Regions from separate parts of the Homo sapiens genome. Here region 2 is linked to region 1. Evidence: chromatin loops called from intact Hi-C (ENCODE). Cell type or tissue: psoas muscle. All regions are shown on one strand. Each heading gives the region's core, and the rest is flanking DNA. Links, peaks and the distances in the headings are about the cores only.

The links. A loop is a pair of places that touch in the nucleus more often than their neighbours do. Peaks named below come from ENCODE experiments on the same cell type or tissue, not always from the same donor. Only the 100,000 strongest peaks of a DNase experiment are listed, where the experiment ranks them.
Region 2: a loop joins it to region 1, with 8 times the contacts of the local background. A loop is called at or near these places in 5 of 110 quality-filtered maps.

Annotation. Positions count from the first base shown.
Region 1 is chr6:106,739,176-106,747,120 of GRCh38, forward strand. LINC02532 (long intergenic non-protein coding RNA 2532) reads right to left here. Exons shown (of 7, transcript NR_033557.2): 2 at 526-595. Among named protein-coding and RNA genes, the nearest start is that of MIR587, 41 kb to the right of the region's middle. In psoas muscle, for the core only: no CTCF peak of the experiment used is centred there; no DNase peak of the experiment used is centred there.
Region 2 is chr6:106,625,830-106,628,329 of GRCh38, forward strand. All of the region lies in intron 1 of RTN4IP1 (reticulon 4 interacting protein 1), which reads right to left. Among named protein-coding and RNA genes, the nearest start is that of RTN4IP1, 2.4 kb to the right of the region's middle. In psoas muscle, for the core only: no CTCF peak of the experiment used is centred there; no DNase peak of the experiment used is centred there; H3K4me3 peaks cover 329 bases.

The DNA of each region.
Region 1 (7,945 bases), core at 2,422-4,921:
GTCATGTCATCTAAGACCTGGCATGTCTGAGGGGAGAGAATTGTGAGAAGAGATTGAAATAGATATTAACGAATGTCTTGGAGAGGGTCCCAAGTCCTGTCCTTACCATTGGCCTTGCTTGAGTTTGGGGGCTGGGCAACAAAAACCCATTTTAGTCAAAGAAGAACTGAGTGCAGAGGGAACTATGCTTCGCTTCCCTGGGTGTGAACCAGGGGCTCTGCAAGCGTATAGGAGAAGCCCCCATCTGGCAAGGACTGAGTGAGAGGCCAAGGAAGTCAGTGTCTCAGAAGCCCCCCCAATACCCAGCAGGGGGAAGAAAAAGCAGCCAAGCGTGCCCAAGCACCACAGGCTTGCAGAGCCAAAGGAACCTGGTAATATGTGGGCCTGGTGACGTGAGGCCATGGTGGATTTGGGCACAAGTGGTAGATGCCAGCGCATGACTAAGAGGACAAGATGTGCCAAGTTTCAGCTGAGTCAATGCCAATGGAAGGCAGAGAATAGTGTGAGCCAGAAACTCCCTCTCACCAGCGCCTGGGTGCTGCAGTGCCCTCTCTCTCTGCACAGGAACTGTGACAGCCTTCAGGGAGAAGAGGACCTAGGAGGAGGAGAAAGATCCAGAAATTGACTATTGATTCAAGGAGTCGTGAGTTTTAAAGCAAAAGTTATCTTGAATTGATAGGTTCAGTTTTGTGGAAATAAATAGTCACATTTTATTTTTACCCCTGAGATACTGAACTATGGTGGTTATATAAATTTCATATCCACTATACAACTTTTAGTTTCTGCAGACTGGATTTCAGTAGTAGAATAAAATCTGTTGAGGAGGGACTTAGGGAATTAAATAAATATGATGTACCTATAGTAAGGCAGGAAGAAATTGAGGCATAGGCCGGGCACAGTGGCTCACACTTGTGATCCCAGAACTTTGGGAGGCTGAGGCAAGAAAATGGCTTGAACCCAGGAGGCGGAAATTGCAGTGAGCTGAGATTGTGCCACTGCACTCCAGCCTGGGTGACAGAGCGAGACTCTGTCTCAAAAAAATAAATTAAAAAAAAAAAGAAAGAAAGAAATTGAGGCTTAAAGAAACCAAAGGCTTTGCTTCTCATAAAAGTGAATTAATGGCAGACAAATGTGGACAATTTTATCATTTCCAGGCCTCACTGTTTCTAAACTTAAACAAATACTTTGAGGGGATTCTGGAATAATCCTCCTGAGACCACAGCCCTACTCACAGAGCTCTTCTAGTTCGTGGAAGCTGACCTACAGAAGGGGGAGCACTTCAGTGTGGCCACCTCTCTCCAGAGTAAAGTCATTGCCACACAAGAAGTGTCCAGAGCACAGAGGCTGGCTGGGTTTCCTGCTGTTGCCTGGAGATGCCCTGACTCAAACAGAATGTGCAGCCCCTCGGGAGGTCAGGCATCCTGCAGCTGGTCTGGGAAGACCCCTGGTCCAGTGGGAAGAGATGGGTGTGGCTTTTATTTTAAGAGATGGGGTCTTGCTACGTTGCCCAGGCTGGTCTTAAACTCCTGGACCTCCCAAAGCATTGGGATTACAGGCGTGAGCCATAGCACCCAGCCTTGTGTGGCTTTTAAATATCCCTTGTTTATGGACTAAAATGTTCTCTAATGAAAGGTAGATACTGCTTCTAAGATGCACTCCATTTTAGTTCTGGCATTGGAGGAGTTTGGAGTGTTTTCTGTGTACAACCCTCCCTGTACCTCTAGCACAAACAGACAATGAGACCCCCTCTCCTACCCCTCACCAGCTCTAGGGAACCCAGAGGAGTGGAGGCAGGCCACTTCTTCTCTGAGGAGAGCCTCCTCCAAACCATGCGGTCTTTGGGCATCAGCTGTTTCCCCTGCTGTATTGGCCAAGGGGACACCATCTTGTAATGGCCTCTGGTTGTAGAGTCCAGGCAGATCTCGCCTTCCAACCCAGTCTTCTCTGAATTTGCTGGCCAGCCATCATCATCTTCTTCTCTCCTTTGAAATGGAGGCTCAGGAACTTTGACTCTTTGTCCTTATCATTTGTAGGGGCCTGTCACAAAGCTGGCTCCAGGGTATTCTGTCCAGGCCCCTTGGCCACCGTTGCTCTGCTGCTCTGGTACCATGGGGGACATGAAGCTTCACTAGGGCTCACAGTCACTCCAGAACTCACCTTGGGAAGGGAGACCCTAGTCTTTCCACCCTGGGAGCCCCCCATGTTGACCTGAGGCATCTATTCTACAGCCTGTTCCCCCAGCACTCAGCTAGGGTAGGAAGCAGGGACCCCAAACCTGCGTCCATGTTCTCATCCTCTGATTTGATACAGCTCACAATGCAAGGATGGTTTTTATGTTTTTAAATGGCTGAAAAGAAGAATAATAGTTTGGGACACATGAAAATTATATAAAATTCAAATTTCTGCACCTGTAAACTTTTATTGGAACATAGTCATACTCATTCCTTCACATATTGTCTATGACTGCTTTTGTGTGACCATAGCACAGTGGAGTACTTGCAGTGGAGACTATGGGGCCCACAAAACCTAAAATATTTACTGTTCGGCCCTTTGCCATAAAGGTTTGTGGACCAACCCCTGGTCTAGGCTGAACTCTCCCTCTTCTGATAGCTGTGTATAGTCAAAGCTACTAGTGCTCCCAGAATGGTGGGGAAAAGCAGATGAGACAACTTCTGCCACCAGCCCAGCAGCTGCCAGAGTAGGGACTGTGGCTTTTATCATTGTTCTTAGGACCAGTACATATTCCTCTGATGGTAAATAATTTTCAGTAACTCCAAGTTCAAAAGTTCTCTTCATAACCAAATTGATTTTTTATATTTCTTTGGAAGAAAAGGTTACTACTACCTTGTAATAAGTTACTTTTTTACAGTGTTATAAAAGAATGAATTGGTGAAATAACTTCCAAGCAGGAAGATGTTCTCAAACCAGTTCTTGTTAATTTTTAGCTCAATCAGACAATTAGAACCACAAACTCAGGTATTAAAAACACTGAAGATGGCCAGGTGCGGTGGCTCACGCCTGTAATCCCAGCACTTTGGGAGGCTGAGGTGGGCGGATCACGAGGTCAGGAGACCCAAACCATCCAGGCTGACACGGTGAAACCCCGTCTGTACTAAAAATACAAAAAAATTAGCTGGGCGTGGTGGCGGGCACCTGTAGTCCCAGCTGAGGCAGGAGAGTGGCGTGAACCCGGGAGGGAGAGCTCGCAGTGAGCCGAGATTGCGCCACTGCACTCCAGCCTGGGCGACAGAGTGAGACTCCATCTCAAAAAACAAACAAACAAACAAACAAAAACACTGAGGACTGTCCATATATTAAAATAATTTTGAGTGTGTGTGTGTGTGTGCGTGCGTGTGTGGGCTGATCAGTTCAAAAAACTGGATTGAGAATAGGAGTAGAGTGTTTGTCCTCTTGAAGGAGATTTTGAATCTGATTCTAGATTTGTATTGTTTAAAATTTGCAGTCCATCTCTAAACTCATGGACTAGGAAAAGGCTTGGGGGGACGCTAGGAATGTAGCCATCTTTTGTTCAACTTTGAGAAAGCCAAACTGAAGACTTTACAACATAACAGTAAGTGTATGAACTTGTCTGTTCCTTTGCGCTTTCAAAAATTCGTTTATTCAACATTCATTTACTGAGAACTCATCACTTACCCTTATAATGCATTATATTAGAGGCAAAAAGCTACAAAGATATATGCCACCATCGCTGCACACAGAGAGAATCCAGTAAAGTGGGTGGGTTTTCTTGATTGTAAGGAGCAGACTCAGCTAGGTTAGCTCAGGAGGGAGATAAACATGGAACATCAATGGAGTTGGTCTTCCACAGAAGGAAGGAAGAGGCATTGGAAGGGATAGGCCTCACTGCCCTGGGACTGAGGAGCCACTCTGGCTCCAGGAGACTCCAGGGCTCTGTGGCAGGAGTTAGGGGGCCATGTCCACTGGCCTAGCTCAGTCTCCTCTGAGCTGCTTCTTTCCCTTGGCCTGAAACTCTTCTCTCCACCATCACTACAGCTTGCTCATAGTTTCAATATTTTGCAACCGGGGCTTCTTACAACCTACTGTAGCTCCAATTCTTATCTTTTCATTTCAAAGCATCCTCCCAAGTCTTTTCGCTTTTTCTTGACCTTTCTTTGGTTAAATTTCCAAGGTAGAAATGGCGTTTAACCCAGCTTTTATGTATGCGTCAGGTTATGAGAAAAGTTGCTGACCAACCTATCGATTGGCTGTCTTTTTGTTAGGTGTCAACCATGAACCAATCTGCTCTAGGGACGGGGTCATACAGGGCAAAGTATCCTCACTTAGAGCTGCTCCTTTGGGCTGTCCCTAGCAGGCTTAGTGGGAATGACAGACAATGGGAATAACTTGTTTACCATGGAAATAAATACATATAAAATTAGCTCTATGCTATGATAATACTGAGTCAAATTCCTTGGGCCAACATAACTGCCCAGATGGTGGGGAAAGAAAATAAACCATAACCAGGTAGGATTAGAGCTGGGGGAAGCTCTTGTCAACAGGGCTTGCTCTTCCATGGGTAGCCAGGAGGGCAACACCCAGGGGAGTAAGCAGCTTCAGGCTATTGTATCCAAGGGGTTTCCTGGCAGTCAGCCATCAGGAAGGCATTGTAAGAATTAAAGAAAGAGGAGAGAAACACGAAGGGTGGCTCAACAGTTAACAGGTTTATTTTAAACCTGGGAGGGACTTCTGATCGAGTTAGGTCAGAAGCCACACTCTCTTGCAGACTAAGAGTTTTTAAAGATTCAGGGTGGGAGAGTTTATCAGAGGCTTGGACTGCTTCTGTGTCTCTCTGTTGTGCTTATTTGGGAGGGAGAGTTGTGTGTCTGTTCCCATACATCTTTCTGTAGCTGCAGGCATATCCCCCCAATCTGCCTTTAGCCTTCCTATCTTAGTGCACCTGAAAGGAAAGGAATGTGCTTATTAAGGCCCACTGTTTTACTGGGGCCCATTGTATGAGGGTGAAGTTTGGCAGTTACCCAAGAGACTTTCCTCCCACTTCCCTCTGTGCCCGTCTTATCTGTATTTTACTGTCTGCTCTTTCTGACTGCTTGTAATGAGAAGACAAGTGATTTTCTTGAAATGCCTGAGGCTAGAAAGGGAGCTGGAACTTAAAGTGGCAGTGTTTGTCCGAGATGATGGTGCTCCTGTCCTGTCAGGCATAGTTCAGGGTGATGAGTTCCCTGAGAGCCAGTGATTGGTTGTACCATACTGAGGGTAAGTTCCAGTCTGACAAGGAAGAGCAACCAAAGTTAGGCAGGATCTCCAAGTTGTCTGAAGCTTGGAGAAAACAACTAATCCCAATGGGAAACTGGAGGGCTAAGCAGACACCAAAAATAGAGGCTCTGTCTTATAGAACGTGCATATTGTGTGGTGCATGTATGTGCATGTGTGTGTAGGGGACAACACTGATACAACTCTGAGGACATATATCAGTCACAATAACACAAACGATTCCTAGTGGTGCAAATGACTTGAGACCTTCACCTGCAACATGGCTAAGAGGCTACAGAAGACAGAAATTCAGAGGAGTGAGTGAGGATTCAGGGCAATTATCACAGACAACTCTTCAGCTGACCTTAACGTATGTATTTATCAGAAACAAAGGGAGGGAGGTGAGGAAACTCGGTCAGTAGAATCAAAATGTTCTGGCTTATCTGATATCTTCCCCCTTGGGCCTGAAATCACCTACATAGCTAAGGGGGTTGTAAGAGAACCCAGAAGGTAAATTACTCCCAGTTACTTGCCACAGAGTGAGGTCCACGTGGGGAAGCCAGCTAGTAGACTGAATCTCCCCTGAGGGTTGGTAAGAACATGCAAAGAAAAGAGCCCTGCAGGGCTAAGTCATCCTCTTCTTCATTTTCAAGGAGCAGGGCATCATGGGCCTTTTTCATCACTTTTCAAAAGTCTGAGCTGTTTCTGTTGCTTCCATTTGTTCACCATGAAAAAATCTACTTAGGTGGTCACCCCAAGTGCTTTAACTCTCTTTATCTGGAGTCAACAGCAGAAGCTTGGCTAATTAACAAAATGATAAAAATCATAATGATAAATAATAAAAATGGCTTCTTATTGGTAAAATTAGTGATCAGTCAATTAACATGAAGCAAGTGAGAAATGGGCTTTTACTATTGAACCTAATGGTGTTCGAGACAAGTGGACTGGGGAAAGCATTAGGGACAGTCTCTACTCTTACGTAAGCTGGGTGTAAGATTTTGGCCAGCCCTTCACTTGTCACCTTTCTAAATGGCATAAGAAATATGATTCTGACCTTGTCCTGTGTTCAGCTGTGAATTCAGACAATTCAGTTACCTGGTGCAATTAAAATCTGGTCTTTAGAATACTGCCCTGTCACTCTTAAGAGGCCCTTTCATGTAGAGTGTGGACAAAGCACTGAAAAGTTCAGAGGGCTGGAAATTTGCCAAGCTTACAGAACCAGCTGCATGAACGATTTTGGATCTTCTTACTGATAAATATGTATGTGTGCCAGCATTTGGGCTGAGATCTGCTTTCATTATAATATTATAGGAAGTAGGGTTATGAGGAGATGAGGCTAATCAGATCCCACTACTTCTTGGCCAGGCTTGGGAACCTTAATGATGCAGAAAAGGGATTTCTATAGAGTCCAGGCAGCATTATTAATTTGTCCACTTCACAAATGTTTCTCACATAACTTCCATATGTCAGGCATGTGCTCCTGTGTACCACACTGAGGGTACAGTGTTGCATAGGGCAGATGTGCTCCCCTCCCTCAAACAGCTTACAGACCAGGAGACAAGTGATCAAGCAAGTAATTACGACCAGTGGTGAGTAATATGGCAGGGAAATGCAGAGAAGCGGGGACACAGAGCAAACAGAATACCCATGGGTGGGAGGTTGACATAGTGCCTCCTTTGTGCTGAAAAAACTCAAGTGCTAGAACTTATCCATACACCACTGGACAAATGCCTGAAGGCCACTGGTGGGCCTGACCCTATTACAGAATTTACAGCTCAAGGACATTTTGAAGTCCTATGGTCATCCTCTTCCCATCAGCTTGGGGTCACATGGACACCTGGTCCCCTCCTATTTTTATTCCAGAGGACACTGAGGTTCAAATACACATGCTGCGGTTGGCAGATTTTATCCCTAGAGACCAAAGTATGAAGAGGCTCCATGACTTGCCCAAGGGCATTTATTGAGTCAACAGTAGAAATGCGAAGAAAATTCTGTCACCTGATACTGGGGCCAGCTCCCCTTCCCTTGACACATCATCTAAAGGGGGAAATAATCTTCTGAAGTATCAAATAACTCTGGTATTTTGATGAGTGAGCAAGCTGGTAAGCAAATAATGAGAAAAGTGAGTGTTGAATTTCCCTTGACATAACCCTTTTGGAAAATGCAGCGGCAGATGCAAGAAGAATGTGACTTATATTATAATGAAAGCAAAAATATTTTCAAATAGATTCAGGGGGCTAATAAACAGAAGGTCTGGCTATGAGTGTCAGCCTAAAGGAGAGCAGAGAAAAAGATCCTAGAGTTCTCAGCCAGGCAAGATGACTGCTTACAATACACAGCTTTCATATAGGGAGTGAGTGTCCTTTTTCATCCTCTTAGTTACGTAAGGGAAAGGGAAAGGCATTCTTCAAACACAGATCACTTCAGAGTAGTCTCACTTGAGAAGCTAGTGACGTGTGCTGATAAAATGACGGGTGCTGGATTCTTGTTGAGATGAGGAAACAATGCCTTTGGGGGTAGAGGATCTGTGAATCACTCCCTCTGTGCCAAAGAAAGGGACTCAGGAGAAGCCTGGCCTGAGTGCTATGAGTCCACTGACCCCTCAGTCACACTAAATATCTATGAGAACCATGAAGGAATGGGCTTCTACATTTCAGATTGCGAATTCTGAAAAGAATGAAATTCCTTACAGAAGTTTATCTTTATTTTCTAC
Region 2 (2,500 bases), core at 1-2,500, 120 kb before region 1:
ATTTTTAGTAGAGACGGGGTTTCTCCATGTTGATCAGGATGGTCTCGAACTCCTGATCTCAGGTGATCCACCTGCCTCGGCCTCCCAAAGTGCTGGAATTACAGGTGTGAGCCACTGTGCCCAGCCTTTTCCTTCTTCTTAAGAAAGGAGAAATAACAGCAAGTCTGTATACTAATGGAGATGATCCAGTAGAAAAGAAAAGACTGATGATGCAGGAGACACCTGCCGGAATGATATCCCAGAGTAGGTGAGGGGGATGGGATCAGAAACACAAGCCGAGGGCTGGCCTTATGTGAAAGCAGTGACAGCTAATCCATACAGCAGGAGGGAAGGTAGAAGATACCGAGAGAGATGCTGACAGGTGGGTAGCTTGCATGAGTTGTGTTACTAATAAAAAATCAAGACACATGGGATAAAGTGTTTGAAAGGTGGGAAAGTCCCAGAAAATCTAAGCTGATGGCCATTATACCAACATTACAACATTTGCCATCTGGGGAGTCAGGATTATACTCTGTCAGGGAAAAAAAAAACAACTTCACTTGTAATATTCACAAAAGTCATGTGCTTCACTTTTCCTGCCTTACATTCCTTTTCCACTGCTAAAGATAATTAAACAATTATTCACTGAAACTTCTATGTGGTTTGAACAACAGAAGTGGACATTTAGTCGTGTCAAACTTTAGCTGCTGTTTAAGAGCTGCAGAAAGGTTTCAGTCCTCTTTGAGATACAGAGCCTGCAGCCCAAGGTTGTTTTTAGTTTTCTTGGTCCCCTGATAATGCTAATACATCAACTGAGTAGCCTTGGCTCACTGTTACTATCTAACAAGCCCCTGAACCCAGAATGTAGTCAGCTGGCAGTTAGTAATTGAGAACCTGTTTGGTGACACGGATGACTGAATGGGGCCCTTAAGTGTTCCATCCTATTGACAGGGGTTGACACCTTGACTTGTTCAGAGAGTTGGGCCAATTTGAAAAATCCTAAATCTGTCATCAGTTTAAAGACTTTAATCCCATCTAAAGACACCAAACTTTGTTGGTATGATGCTGTTGGCTGCATTTTTTCCCCATGTAAAAATTCTTCATTTCTTTAGCCATTTCTATGATTTATTATTTTACGTCCAACAGTAGTGGCCGTCTCCAGAAAAACAGCCAGCCTTCATCTTTCAAATAAAATAGACATGTCTCTTGCTTTCTTGCCAAGGGAAATAACTGCTTCCTACAGTTTACAGTCTTCTACTCATTATTTTATTTCCCCAAGCTACTGTTTCAGATATCTTCTGCAATGACAATAAATATCCTCAAAAGGTAGGAGAAAAAAAAAAAGAGGATAACTTGCGAATAATATTACCCATTCAAGTCATAAAAAACTAAGATGTTTCAAGAATACTATATAAAAGTAAAATGTTTTACAGTGTTATATTATTAAACAGCAGCCAAGAAAAGTCTAGATACAGCCATTCTGTTTAAATGAAAATGTACACGGCATGAATTACGCATGTGCATTTAAAGAAATAAAAAGCTAACAGACCTAAACGAAGACAAAATGTAAAAATTACTCATAGATAAAATACTGCTAATTTAAGTTTGTTATCTTAAGTCAGAACAAAAATATAAAAAGGCATAGAAATAGTGACTGAATGACAACTGCGTATGTGAAGCACTGAAACAGGTTGACAAAGCATGGGATCAATCTTGAAAGAACTTACAATCAAAGGAGATGAAAAAACATGCTGATCATTGAGTAAAACTTACCACTAAAAGACATATCTTATAAAAAACTGAATTCTCTTCAAGCCTAATATAAAAAGAATAAAGGAAAACGGCATGCCCAACTGGTAGTAGCAATTACTACTTCAAAACAAAGAATACAAACGTAGACTTCATGAGACAATCACAGTAAAGTCATTTCAATGCTTTTTTTTTTTTTTTTTTTTTTTTTTTTGAGATGGAGTCTCACTCTATCGGCAGGCTGGAGTGCAAGGGCGCGTTCTTGGCTCACTGCAACCTCCGCCTTCCGGATTCAAGCGATTCTCCTGCCTCAGCCTCCCACCAACACAGTGAAACTCCCGTTTCTATAAAAATACAAAAATTAGCTGGGTGTGGCGGCGCATGTCTGTAGTCCCAGCTACTTGGGAGGCTGAAGCAGGAGAATCGCTTGAACCCGGAAGGCGGAGGTTGCAGTGAGCCAGGAAAGCGCCCTTGCACTCCAGCCTGCCGATAGAGTGAGACTCTGTCTCAAAAACAAACAAAAAACCCCATAAATTCTAAACTGACTAGGAAACAACTATACTTCCGAAGCCTGTGACGGATCTCAGAATACCACAAAGTTCCCTGGACAGAAATTTAGCTACAAACATAGGCAGGGCGCAATGGCTCGTCTGTAATCCCAGCACTTAGGGGGCGGAGGCAGAGGATCGCCTGAGGTCAGGAGTTCGAGACCAGCCTGACCAACATAGTGAAACCCCATCTCTACTAAAAATACAAAAAATTAGCCCGGTGT